Regions from separate parts of the Mus musculus genome. Here region 1 is linked to region 2. The links are chromatin contacts, found by Hi-C in ENCODE. All regions are on one chromosome and are shown on one strand. Each heading gives the region's core, a stretch centred on a gene start or an enhancer-like site at or near the end of the contact. The rest is flanking DNA. Distances are from core to core; before and after follow the strand shown. Region 1 holds the start of Wdr1 (WD repeat domain 1). Region 2 overlaps Tbc1d14 (TBC1 domain family, member 14).

Region 1 (5,981 bases), core at 1,863-4,362, 2.0 Mb after region 2:
TTCTAGTGTAAGGACATGAGGTGAACGACACAGGAAAAGCCCTGCTTTCCTAGGGGTACGGGCCAGAGAGAAGAGCCTGGAATATTTAGGAATAACAACAGCAATAGCTTTGTTCACATTTACTGCCAGCAGAAAGTAAGAGAAGGCTAAAAGGAGAAATGCCGTTAAGGAGAAGGGCCCTCTAGTGAGGTCATTTCTAAACAGGAGTGTAAGAGATGACAGGGAGACACAGGAGGATGAGTATCTGGGCAAAGGCCGCACCATGAGCAGGTGGAATGTTGAGGATGGGTAGCATGTGAGGAGAAGAGGCAAGGGAGCCTGGAGCTTGGAGCTGACAGAGAAGAGGAAGGTCAAAGGAAGAGCACTGGGGCAATGCTGCTGAGTGTGAGCCAATTGTGTGTGTGTGTGTGTGTGTATGTGTGTGTGTGTGACTGGTCAGAACTGCGCCAGCAGGCACAGCAAGAACACACCTCAGGGCAGCCAGTATGGTGCTTAGATACAGGATAGAGCAAAACAGGGCGAGTCTGCCAGATTCTATAGGACTCTAATTAAATGTGACAGGGCAGCTCTGAGGATCAGAGCAGTCGAGGGACACGGTTGACTTTGGGGAAAGGAGCATGCAAGAACCCCAAAAGTGACCTGGGTCAGAGGTCTACAAGGCATGATGTGGTGCCAGCCTTCCTGGACTTGGATTCCTAGCAGACCACCTTCCTTCCTGCATCTTCATGTTCCTGAGAACTCACATCTCATTTTCTCTAGCAACACTCTGTCCTAATAAAAACTGAATCCATCTTTGAGGACCAGGAGGCCATCAGCAGACCAGAATGTGCCTAGTGACATACAGCACACAAAAGGCTATAGTAACAGATCCCTACACCATATTGTTTTTCCTGGCGTACTAGGAACGTAACCGGGGTGGGATGAGAAGCGGCTGCACCTCCTCCAGGAGAGGACAGTGAAGCCTGGAAAGGACTGACTGGTGGACATGTCACTGGCGGCGAACCCACCCCCTCAGCCAACGGCTGCATTGCTCCTCTGATACTACCAAGCCAGCAAATTCGAGGGATAAGCTGGCCTAGCACCCGAGTGACCACTCCATGCAGTTCTCCCAACTGGAAGTGAAGAGCAACAAAGTGGCCTGAGGAAACTACGTGTAGGGGACAGAAACCAAATACCCTACAGCTAGGGGTGTATGAAGATGCTTCAGATACCTTTTGTCAATTCCACAGAGCTCCTGCGACCATCTCCATTTTTCCTTTACTTTCTCAAAATCTTATGACGTCAATATAGTGTTAAGCTTTTGAGAAGGCTTCCCCAGTTCTAAGAAGGCTGGGCCAGCTTTCTAGGAATCTGTGTAACTAGCAAGGCAGGCTCATACCCAAACTTCCACCTCACTTGAGGTGCCCAACAATCCTGTAGAGGTCAGAAGCCAGCACAGGACTGATGACTGGTCGGGTTTAACCAGACTTACAAAGACACAGCCAGCAGCCACCACAGTTCAAAACTGCAGCCTCTTTTTACAAAAAAACTGGGGTCTACCCTCAGCCAGCTGGGAGGCTCTTGGAGGATAGGGGTGTCATGAGCTACTTCACCTGACTAATGATGTTCCTGGCGTGCAGGAGCTGAAGGTGACAGCCTTGGTGGAAGAGTCAATCAAACCCTCCACCCCTCTAGCAGCCCTTTGCCAAGCATAGCCCTAAGTCCAGCCTTCAGCTTCTACCCTACACCATTCCTCAGGCCTGAGCACGGGAGAGACAAGATTTGAGCCACATCCTGGAAATGGAGAGGAGGCCCAGCAGACTGACTCATTTCAACAACCAGAGGAAAAAAACATGAATTTGCAAGGGCCTCCCAAAAAGCTGCTGCTCTGGGGACAGCAGGTCATTTTCAGAGAACCATCCAGAGGAATTCACTAGTTCCTGTTTCCTCTCAGAGACTCAAGTCTGTAACAGTTGGCATTCAGAGGACAGGGTGTGTAGGCCTGGGCTCTAGCATACCAGGAAGCCCAGGGTATTAGGATGATTAAGCACAAGGGCCATTTACCAAGTGCTCCATTTATGCCAGGTACAGACAGCATTAGGACAGCTGACCAGCTCATTCAGCCAGCCAAGGCAGCCAGGGGAAGTGGAGGATCATTTCCCTATCTCCATTTCCCCAATGCGGAAACTGGGCTCAGGAAGGGCCAATCAACAGCCACCCCATGATCAAGCAGCAGCAGACTCAAAGCCCTTGGCTCTAAGGACTGAAGAGACCCAAGTCTTAGTTTGCCAGTCTACGGGGCTGTGGGGGTAGAGGTGGATGACACCACCACCAGTCCAGTCCAGTCCACTGAGCCTCCAAGGTGTGGCTCCTGGGCAGAAGGGGCGTGGCTCCCCTCTCCCCAGGCCAACTGACTGGGAGGTGAGGGGGCGGAAGGGCAAGAATTTCCCGACTCTGAAGGTAGCTCGCAGGGTAGGGACGGAAGCAGGCCCCGCCGGGCACAAGAGTACTCACATCGATGTTTCTTAGGATGACGCACTTGCCATTGGTGTAGAGGAAATGATCGCCCTTGGGGTCTCCACCGAGGATCTTAGAGACGCCCCGCTCCACCTGGGGGAGGCTGGCGAACACCTTCTCTGGGGAGATACAAACCCGGCACGGTGCATGAGGGGCAATCCCGGCCTCGCGGGACCCAGGGAGTTGCAGTCAGTCAGCGCTGGGGGTCCCGAGCCGGTCACCTGTTGCCGCCTGCGGGCACGACCGGCGGACTTCCCGGGCGGCGGCGGTCAGGCCCCGGGGTCCCTCCCGCAGCTCGGCCGGCCCAGTCCACAACGCCCACTCCGGGGTCCCCGGCCCGCACCCCCGCGGCCGTGCAAGACCCCGGCCGCGCCCTCCCGCCTGCACCCGACCCCAGAAGCCGGCGGCCGCGCGCGGAGGCCCACGCACTCACTGATCTCGTACGGCATCCTCGCCCACTTGTTACGGCGCTGCGCTCGAGTGGAACCTCGCAGTGGCCGAGCCCAGGGACAGCGCGGAAGGCGGCGCCGGGCGTGCCGGGCGCGGAGGGGGCGGTCCGAGACCCGGCTCCGAGACCCGTACGCGCCTGCCCCGCGCGCTACCGCTGCGGACAACCCAACCCGGAAGCGCGGCCCCGGCGCGGCTCGCCCCCAGCTTTGACCATATATAGTCAAGCGCTCGGCTCGGAGGCTGCAGCCCCACGAGCCTGCGCGGACACCGCCCCGCCCCGCTTGCGGGCCCGCCCCGGAAGTGACGTGACGCGACCCGTGAAAAGGCGGCGCGGAGGGTTGTAGGTGCGGGGCGGGAGGGTTTTTTTTCTTGGGCTGTCTGCCTTTGCACCGGGAGCCTTCTTGTGGAGCAGATCTTTCTCGAGCTTTCCAACGCCAGCTTGGCGCCCCGGCTTGCAAAAGACTTGAAGCCACTGGGCGTATGGGGTTTTGTTTGTTTGCCTTTCACTGGGTATGTTTAGGAACTTCCCCGTCTCACTCCCTCTCCCTCCTGCATGAAACTTCCTAGTAGCAAAGAAGCCAAGAATAAAGAACTGTAATTCTTAAGGATGGCAGGGGTTGTTTCCTAACACGCTCTGGGGAGGGCGTGAGGGTGGAATTCTTTTCATGGAGAGGGAAAGAAAGCAAAACCTGGAATTTTCTGAGTCTCGCAGGTTTTGATTAGGGCAAGATGAAGTCCTCTGGTTACTTGATTGAAAAGTTCTGAAGCCCTAGTTGGAAACCCGGAAAGTGGGCTTTCAAAGGAGAGCTCTTAGGAATTTGCAGCAAATGAAAAAGTCCATTTCTGCTTTGGAGCCAGGTTTGTTAATTACCCTGCGGACCAGTCCCACCCCACTCTCCTGGTTCACCTGGACACCCACCTGATTCTCCTCTAGCTTATCTTAATCTTAACTGCCATCTAGTTAGCAGTTAAATGAATTTATAGCCTATAGGAGTGCCCAGGTTTCGTAGAGAAGAGTTTAAGTGTACTCGGTAGGTCCTGTGTGGGAACCTCAGTATTTTTTGAAAAGTCTGTTTTCCTTAGTACCTAGTCTCTTGTGCTGATAGACTAGTATTTTTAAGGTTCTATGAATGTTACCCCCTGCCCTCTGTGACCTTTTGTTTGCCAGGATTGCTTGTCTAGGGATCCCACCTGTTATGTTTTATATAAAAAAAGAAAAGAAAAGAAAAAGAAGCCAGGGATATGTTTGGTGGAGGTGCAGTATGTTGTGGGGGAAAGGGGTGCCTCTGAGGGCCCATCCTGAACTGAGGCATCCCCTCCCCCTGAGGTACCAGCCACAGAACAGTATAATATGGAAATAGCTTATTTAGGACATGGGGAGGAGAGTTGAGGGGATAGTAGAGACAGAAAGACAGAGTAGAGGCCAGCCATGAACATTTGGAGTTGGTTTGGGGGGGGGGGGCGGGGATCCGGAAGAAAAGGGACAGAAGAGGAAGGGAGCAAGAGAAGAGAATGAGGAAGGGGCAAGTAGCCCCTTTTATAGTGAGTCAGGCATACCTGTTTGTTGCAGGGAACTGTGGGGTGGTGCCTAGAAGGAATGCCAGTACCACCTGGTTAATTTCTCTCAAAAGTGGTGACTTCCAGCTACTATCTCAATGATTCACCTGTCTGTCCCAGCCTTTACACTGCAACTTCCTGGGGTCCTTAGTTTGCTTTCCCCATTTGCATTGTTGATGTTGCCATAGAACCACCAAACTGCCCACCAGCAACACATGGCTCCTTAACTACAATTATGATTTCAGAACAGTCCCACTGTTAGTCTTCTAGCGACCTCACTGCACTGTGCAGATGAAAGACACTTTCCCTGGGTCTGGTCGAGCACTGTCCTAGGGATGTGCTAGGGATATTTTCAACAAGCAAGAGGTCTGTCCTAGGATTCTGGGACAGAAGATAGTGTAGACTGTGACTTTCTTATTTACTAGAATTGTTTTAGATAACAGCGATAACCTTTCTAAACCACACTAAAGTTCCCACTCAGCATGGTACAAAGACTGCTGGGGTAACACCAGCTCCAAGCTCTTTACAAGCTGATAGCTGTCCTATGTGCATCAAGCCTTGGTACTGACACTGAGAGTGATCCTACAAAACACTTTGGGGCCAAGCTCTCTGGCAGAATCCAGACTCTGTTGCACTTTAAAAAATCATGTACCATGCGTCAAGTTTTCCAGGTTTTAGTAGAGGGGGCACTCGGGTGTGTGAAATAGTTGAAGTTCCCATGCAAGGAACAGATTGGCTACACCTGCCAGCACTAATGTTTGGAGTCAAGCAGCTAGGTTTGTCCAGCAGGAAGTCAAGTGAGGAAACACTTGATGTGTCCATACAATGACTTCAGTCTCTAGAAATTAGCCTGGCCACTTGTAACCACTTTGTCTTTGTACCCAGATGCCTCCATCACTGTCTATGGGAGTCTTAAAAGCTGCTAGCTCTTCAAACAGACACACGGGCCAACTGAGATGAATGCCCTGCCTGCCCCTCCCTCCTCATTGCAGGCTCCTTTGGCTTGTTCTTTCCCACACTGACTACGGAGTGGTCCAGCCTCATCGCAACGGCAGAAACCTCACCCAACCTCATCCTCCACATTCGGTCCGTCATTGAATCCAGTGTTTATGAAAGCCCTTAGCTTGAATCTGTGCTTTCTTACCACTGCTACTCTGCTCCAAGCTGCCTCAGCACTTGGGCCTATTCTGGCTCCTTGATTATGCATAGAGTCGACCACTGTGGCCAGTAAGATTGAAGGGACTCTAGCCAGCCTGAGCATGGTAAACATGGCTTTGGCAGGCCTTGCTCTTCTCCCCATTCCCCCCTGCCTTGCTACAAACCCATTAGATTACATTCCTAAAGCTAGCCACCAAGGTACATTCCCTTACGTGTCCACTTCCTCCACCTGAGGCTGACTACCAAGGTCCAGCTATCAAAGTATTGAAGTCCAGTAATTAAAAATCCTCTTTGGGTCACCTAATTAACATGCCCAATTA
Region 2 (6,759 bases), core at 3,503-6,002:
GGGCATGAAACCTACTGGGTAACTCATTAATCTAACTCTGAAATGACTCCTCTGCAAGTCTCCAGAGTCCACAAGACCCGTATTTTCCCTATCCACAACCTCCCAAGTCTTCTAAATGCTCCCTAACACAGAAAGGGAAAATTAAACAGGGATTCCATTCTCTTCTAATATCAACTTCGATGTTTATGAAGAGCAAAAGCAAGCAGAGCAAAGGGGGCTAGAGAAATGGATCAGCCATTAAGAACACTTGTGCTCTCCCAAAGGACCCAAGTTCAGTCCCCAGCATCCACATAACGCACGCAGCTCCTGACTTTCTGTAATTCCACTCCCAGGATTAAATGGCCTGTGACCACCATAGGCACCTGAACTCAGGTACACATATATTCACATGCAGATAGGCACACCTACACATAATTAAAAATTATCAAACTAAATCTAAAAAATGAAAGCAGCATGAGAGTGACTACGTAAATATAAAATGTGCTTGACTAGAAATATGCAATCTATTCCTAATCTCCAACTGAATACTAAGAAAAAGAGGGGGGAAATTGGCAATAGTCCCGAGTCTGTCCACACAGTACTCAGAGTAACCTTGGAACTGCAGCCATCTCAGGAGAGCCCTGAGAAGCCTGTGCTCCTTTAGCCCTAGAAAGAAGGAAGGTCTGACTGAAGGGGGCAGAAAGTGTACTCCTAGGATATGGACTCCAACAGATGGGGCTCAAACCCAGCTGCCTAGCCTGCCTGACTCCAGGCAGAAATGAGCCCCATAGCCTTCCTTATATTATATTATAATGATGTCACCACTCAGTTCCCAGGACTGTATTTGTCAATGTGCTTATTAACCAGACAATAATTGATTAATTACATAAGGCCAAGCATCTCATCTCGTTTAACAGGGAACGTATTGATGAGTTATTTTTTCATTCAACATATGCATATTGAATCAACTTATATCCTACACATGTGCCAAATACTGGAAGTGATTACTGAGGCCTCCAAGTCTAGGTCCCCTGCTCCAAGCGGCTTACCACGGGAGGCTTATTATTTATACCATAATGGATGGCTTTCCCCAAAGAGGACCATGTGGAAGCCGCCTGCCTGTGGCACCCAGCAGCGAGAAGAGCTCTCTGAGCACAGCCTTCACTTGAGAGCTGGTCTTGTTTGCACTACAATCCAGATTTGCCCGCAGAGTGCTTACAGCTTCTGATGCATGTGCCTCACTGTAATCCAGGTAAGAATAACCTCTAAGAGTGGAACTTGGAATGCTTTCTCTCAGTAAGTGATGTTTTCATAATTATTATTATTTTTCAGTGCTAAAGGCTAAATCTGGGGCCTCCACATACCAGATACCTGTTTGGTCATCGAGTATCTCCTGCTGAACATTTTGTTAATGTGTCCCTGACACTTTTATTGTGCTAAGAACTTTGCTCTTTAACCAATAAACACTTCCTACTTCTTTAATTGATGTTTTACTCTGTATGTATTTAAGATAGCTTTGTGTTTATGGAAACTGCTGGAGAGAAGTTATCTTTAGACTTTGCTTTAAATCTGTGCCTCATTTCTACTCACTACAGTAAAGTCAAACAGCAAGCCCTGCCCTGCAGTACGTGTGCTATCTAGTATCTTCAGATTCTTCTAGCTCACTGATCCAAGCTGGAAGTAACTCCTAACGCAATGGGCTTTTAAAACACAATGTGCCATTCCCCTGTACCCCAACAAATCTGGGCCACTTTCCCCATAAGCCAACAGATCCCTTGTTTTCTCTCATAAAGCAAACACCAAGCCATAGAGTATCGCTTACACTGGCTCCAGAAACATGAGTGTATTGGTGTGGCTGAAGAGAACCAAGCCACTCTACGCTGTTGATGTTCAGAGACTGAGGAACCACAGCTGGGAGGAGCTGAGATCAGGCATGACTGAGACTCAGGCCCAGTCCTGGGGGGGCTCACAGAGAGAGCAAGGCCACATAGCAATACTAGACTACAGGAGACCTGCAGAAGACAGGACTGGGTGACAATAATAGACTACTACAGGGTGCCTGTAAGGAGACAAGGCAGAATGACAGAGTGACAATTCCGTCTACAGCGACCTGTAGGAGATGGGTACTGTGTACTGTGCTCTGGTAGGAGCTGCCCCTGGGCTGGAGAAGCTTCAGAGAAGGGTGTCTGTTGTGCTATTCCTTAAGTGTGCTGCAACTGGGCAGAGTCAAGAAGCAGAGGGGAGGGAGCATCTCAGGCAGAAGCAGGAAGTATGAGGCAGAGCACCGGAGCCACAGTCTATCAGGAAAAACAAAGGCTAAAGAGAGAAGCCCTCTCCAAAACATTTTATACTAATCAGAGGCCAAAGAAATGGCAAACTCCAATAGCCTCCGGCCATTTCTAGATGTACATTATTCATAAAATAGAGTCTGGGTGTTCACTGCTTAGAAGCGTCCTCCAAGAAAAAAGGCTCCTAACATATAGCACTGTGCCCTCAGTGAAGGGGTTTGCGGAGGGCAGTCAGAACTGACCAATGGTCAAGGACAATGTTCATGAAGCAGCAGTTCTGGGAACCAATCCCCTATTACATTATCTAAAATGTGGACCAAGCAGTCTGTAGTACACACTGCGGAAATAAAACCCATTTCCTCATTGATAGGAAAGTAAATGATTCATAGGGAGGAAGACCACAAAGATATTATTACTATACATTAGTTACTATACATTATCATTATATATTAGCATACTAATGAATAAATATATGAACAACTTTTAATTATGTAAGAAACGGTTTTCTCGAAGTTAAAATGTAGGACAGCAAGCCATGGAAAGAGCCTCTGAGTTTTTGTTACTGATACTATTGTTTTATTTTTACGGTGCTGACCAGAGCCAAGGCCCCAGGTATGCCAAGCATGTGTTCTGCCTCTGAGGCAGATCCCAGCAGCACCAGTCTATTTCATTTTAACATTTAAAACTCATAAAAAGTCTGTAAGGAAATAAAGAAAAATTATAGTAGGTATGAAAGAATAATAATTCCCAAAGCGTTCCTGCATATTTGTAAAGAAGAGATGCTTGTTTAAATAGTATACTTAGGGGGCTAGAGAGATGGCTCAGTGGTTAAGAGCACTGACTGCTTTCCAAAGGTCCGGAGTTCAAATCCCAGCAACCACATGGTGGCTCACAACCATCTGTAATGGGATCTGATGCCCTCTTTTGGTGTGTCTGAAAACAGCTCCTTATACAGAAAAAAAATAAATCTTAAAAAAAAAAGTATATTTAGGGGTTAGAGATGGCTCAGTGGTCAAGAGTAATGTCAGCATGCCCCTGCCTTGTGCATGGTACCCTCTGCAGGTTTCTCTCAGCTTCATTATTTTACCCCCTTTATTATGATGTGCCGGTTAGACAGTCACTCTGTGTTACTTTTATACATCAAAGGGACAAATTTAAAAATAAAGTCACAGGCTGTCCTCTAAACTAGGCTGGCAACAGAACTTCCCACCACAATGGAAATGTACCCATCTGAGCTACTCATTACAGTAGTGGCTGACTCCCACGTGGCTACTGAGTGCCTGAATGTGGCTAGTAAGGCTGAGGATCTCAATTTTCCATCTTAGGTTATTTTAATTGGCTTTAATTAATGACTAACACACTGGGCAGCACAGGGCCAGACTGCAAAGCAGACTCCAGACAGCCAAAGTGAGCACAAACTGCCATGAGGGCCTCGGGTCAGGAGCTGGTGAGCTGCTTAGTAAGGCTCTGACGCAGGGCCTGAGCAACTGCAAGACAGATATGAAATAAATAAGGCGAGCACCATCTACCAGCCTTAGAAACATTGTTCCTGCAGTGATATCCTTGGAGAGCACTCTCCCTTACCCAAACTCCAATCTTTACTAGTATGCCCCCTGCTCAGCAAGCCCCAATACCCTATCTAAACACAGTCTTTCAGCTTTCTCATCCCCATCCTCCCTGACACCCTGCTTTCTCTCTCCACTGCACCTACAGTCTGGCAGCAAGTGAATCACCACTCTGCAGATGCACTCAGACTACAAGGCAAACGAGATCAATGTGGGGTCAAGCAGGTCCTGCTCACTCTAGAGCTGGGTCCTCAGGTGAACATTCTCTGTGGAAATATATGATGTCTGAATCCAGACTTTTGTTGGCAAACACTGAGTTCTTCTCTACTGCAAGCACAGAATGAACAAAAAATGGTTTCTCAGTCTAGTAGAGGGGACCCAGCCAGTCGACACTGCTCAACAACCATGCCATAGCAACAACACACAGATGAGGACTTGCAAAACACCGTACAGGGAGCCCTCTGATCCCAGAGGCTTTCTTGCTAAAGTATGCACAGCAGTAAGAGATAGGAGGAAGCCATTGCAGGAGGAGGTGTCCAGACCTGCAGAAAGACAGGGGTTATCAGCTGAGATGTGATTCGGGAAAGCTCTTAGGGAAGAGTGACTCTGAAACTAGCTGTGCCATCTCTACTTAGCACACAGGAAAACCAAGTCTACAAAGCAATTTCTCCATATATCACAAGAAGGGATGGCATGGCCAGACAGCTTCTGCTACTAAAGAAGAGTCTGCCATCAGCCACCTGGAGGGCTTCACTGTCTCTTCAGCCCTTACTCCAGGCAAGTCCACAGAAGCTCAGGAGAGCAGCCATCCTAGTCACTCAGCCAAGGTTTCAGTCCCTCTGGTAGGCCCCATGCTGTCTGCGAAGGGTTCCAACCAGAACAGATAACCTGCTGAGTGCTGCCACAGGGAATACCCAAGGAACTAAACACAACCCACCAGGACAGCGGAAGCCCTGGCACAGAGGAGCTTGAGATGACACGCACTTCCCCAGCACCCTCCAGGAGCTGGTCTACTGAGGATATGAACTTCTTGGGGCATACAGATGACCTCCAAAGCTGGAAAGAACAAGTTGTCTGGGCTACGCATTTACATACATGACTCTGGGATGGGGCCTCTCAAGGGAAGCACAGAAACTGTGTCACTGAGTAAGTCCTCTTCTCTGCAGGCTTGCCTTAGGGAGGGGTCGCTGTATAGGCTCTTACCTAGCAGGGAATGTGAAGGGAACATCAAATGTAGACAACCAGCTGTGAGTTAGGGTGGGGTCCCTGGAGAGAAAAGAGGAAGTAGCATCTCGTGCCCACGTGATGATGGTCCGTGTTCCTCCAGAGCATTTCCTCTTAGCATTCACTTCCTCTCTTGCCATAGTAACCTGGACCTCTCTAGAAACAGTGCTTGGTCATGCCCACCAAACACCGTGCACTCTGCACGGAGCAACCATGGCCCATATACCTCCTGAGCACTTCAGTCACTAGTGGGCCCTTGAAAAGGGGCATCTGCATGGCCTATATTCGGGGCTATTCAGAGTCCTCACCTTCCACAGGATTCATGTACCATCCTCCAGCCCAAGCCAACCTCCCCCTGAAAGACAGGTACTACTCATAAATGGAATCTTCTTAAACCATGGGACTCTTTTATCAAGGCCAAGTAGTACCTCTTAGAACATGGAACATGAGATGGCATCCTGCCTTCCTCATCCCCAACATTTAAGGGTGTAAGGGTGTGTGTGTGTGTGTGTGTGTGTGTCCTCAACCTTCCCTGCTAGCATCTCCAAGCACAGCTTAACTCACCAGTCGAGTGGAACAAGTTCATAGAGAAAACCAACCTCAAAATTGCCACGAACTCCTTCCGACTCCCTCCCTTCCGCGTCCATCACCTACAAGGGGCCTATGTTGCCCAGCACAAAATCAAAACTCACCACTGTGACCACATCTCAACTTCTACTTCTTACTTACTTCATTGTAATAAGGAAAATGACAACACTGCCTCACCCGAGTGCCTGTTCAGGGGAAACAAAGCTGAGGCTGAGGAAGTTACCAGGAACACAGACAAGCTGGCTTCCAGTCAGTCACTCAGCAGGACCCAGCATTGTTTCCTCCTCTGCCCAAATATCCACATCAGGATAACCTCAGCACCACCCCCTTCCTCAAACACAATACTCCACCCCTGAGGCTAAGGCCTGAATATTTGTGTTTTCCACCTCCAAATTTACATGCTGGAATTCCAATCCCCAAGTTGACAGTACTGAATTGCAGGCAAAAGGCATCATGACTGAGACTGGTATCCATATATAAGCGGCCCCAAAGAGTTGCCCCTTTAGCACGTGAGGATACTATTGGGGTTGGAGACATGGCTCAGTGGTCAAGAGTGCTTGCTGTTCTACCAGAGGACCCAAGTTTGGCTCCCAGAACCCACATCGGGCCGTTTACTACCTGTAATTCCAGTTCCAAGGGATCCAACACCTTTCTCTGGCATTCATGCCCTGGACACCCATAAATATTAAAATACTTTTTTAAAGATGACTGTCTGGGATCCTCCTGACTGCCAACTTGATAGAATTTAGGATCACCACAGAAATACATCCCCAACATATAAGGGTGTTCGCAGAAAAGCTTAATGGGAGATGGAAGAGCCGCTCTGAATATGAGTAGCACTATCCCACGGGCTTACTGTCTCTACTTGCTGACATCAGATGCAATATGACCAGCTGCCACATGCGCCTGTCACCATTACTTCCCTGCCACGATGGACTATACGGATAAGCTGTGAGGCAGAACACACAGCTTATCTTCTTCCTTCCTTAAGTTGCTCTTTGCCACAGCAACAAGGAAAGTAAGTAATACACCATCCGTCAAAACAACCTTGGTGTGTCCACGGATACCACATCTGCTGACACCACTATTGACCCTCCCAGCCTCCAGGACTGGTG

The links. A loop is a pair of places that touch in the nucleus more often than their neighbours do.
Region 1: a map of regulatory T cell shows a loop between it and region 2 (7-fold over the local background). The contact joins the promoter of Wdr1 here to the enhancer-like site in region 2. A Hi-C loop is called at or near these places in 2 of 37 maps with a recorded cell type or tissue (T-helper 1 cell and regulatory T cell).

What each region holds. Positions count from the first base shown.
Region 1 is chr5:38,558,587-38,564,567 of GRCm38, forward strand. Wdr1 (WD repeat domain 1) reads right to left here and starts at 3,113. Exons shown (of 15, transcript NM_011715.3): 1 at 2,930-3,113; 2 at 2,494-2,615. The coding sequence starts at 2,945.
Region 2 is chr5:36,558,144-36,564,902 of GRCm38, forward strand. All of the region lies in intron 2 of Tbc1d14 (TBC1 domain family, member 14), which reads right to left. Among named protein-coding and RNA genes, the nearest start is that of Tbc1d14, 21 kb to the right of the region's middle. Within about 2 kb of position 4,753, at least 1 of the 3 ENCODE cell types and tissues checked has a DNase peak (open chromatin) inside an H3K27ac peak, as active enhancers do.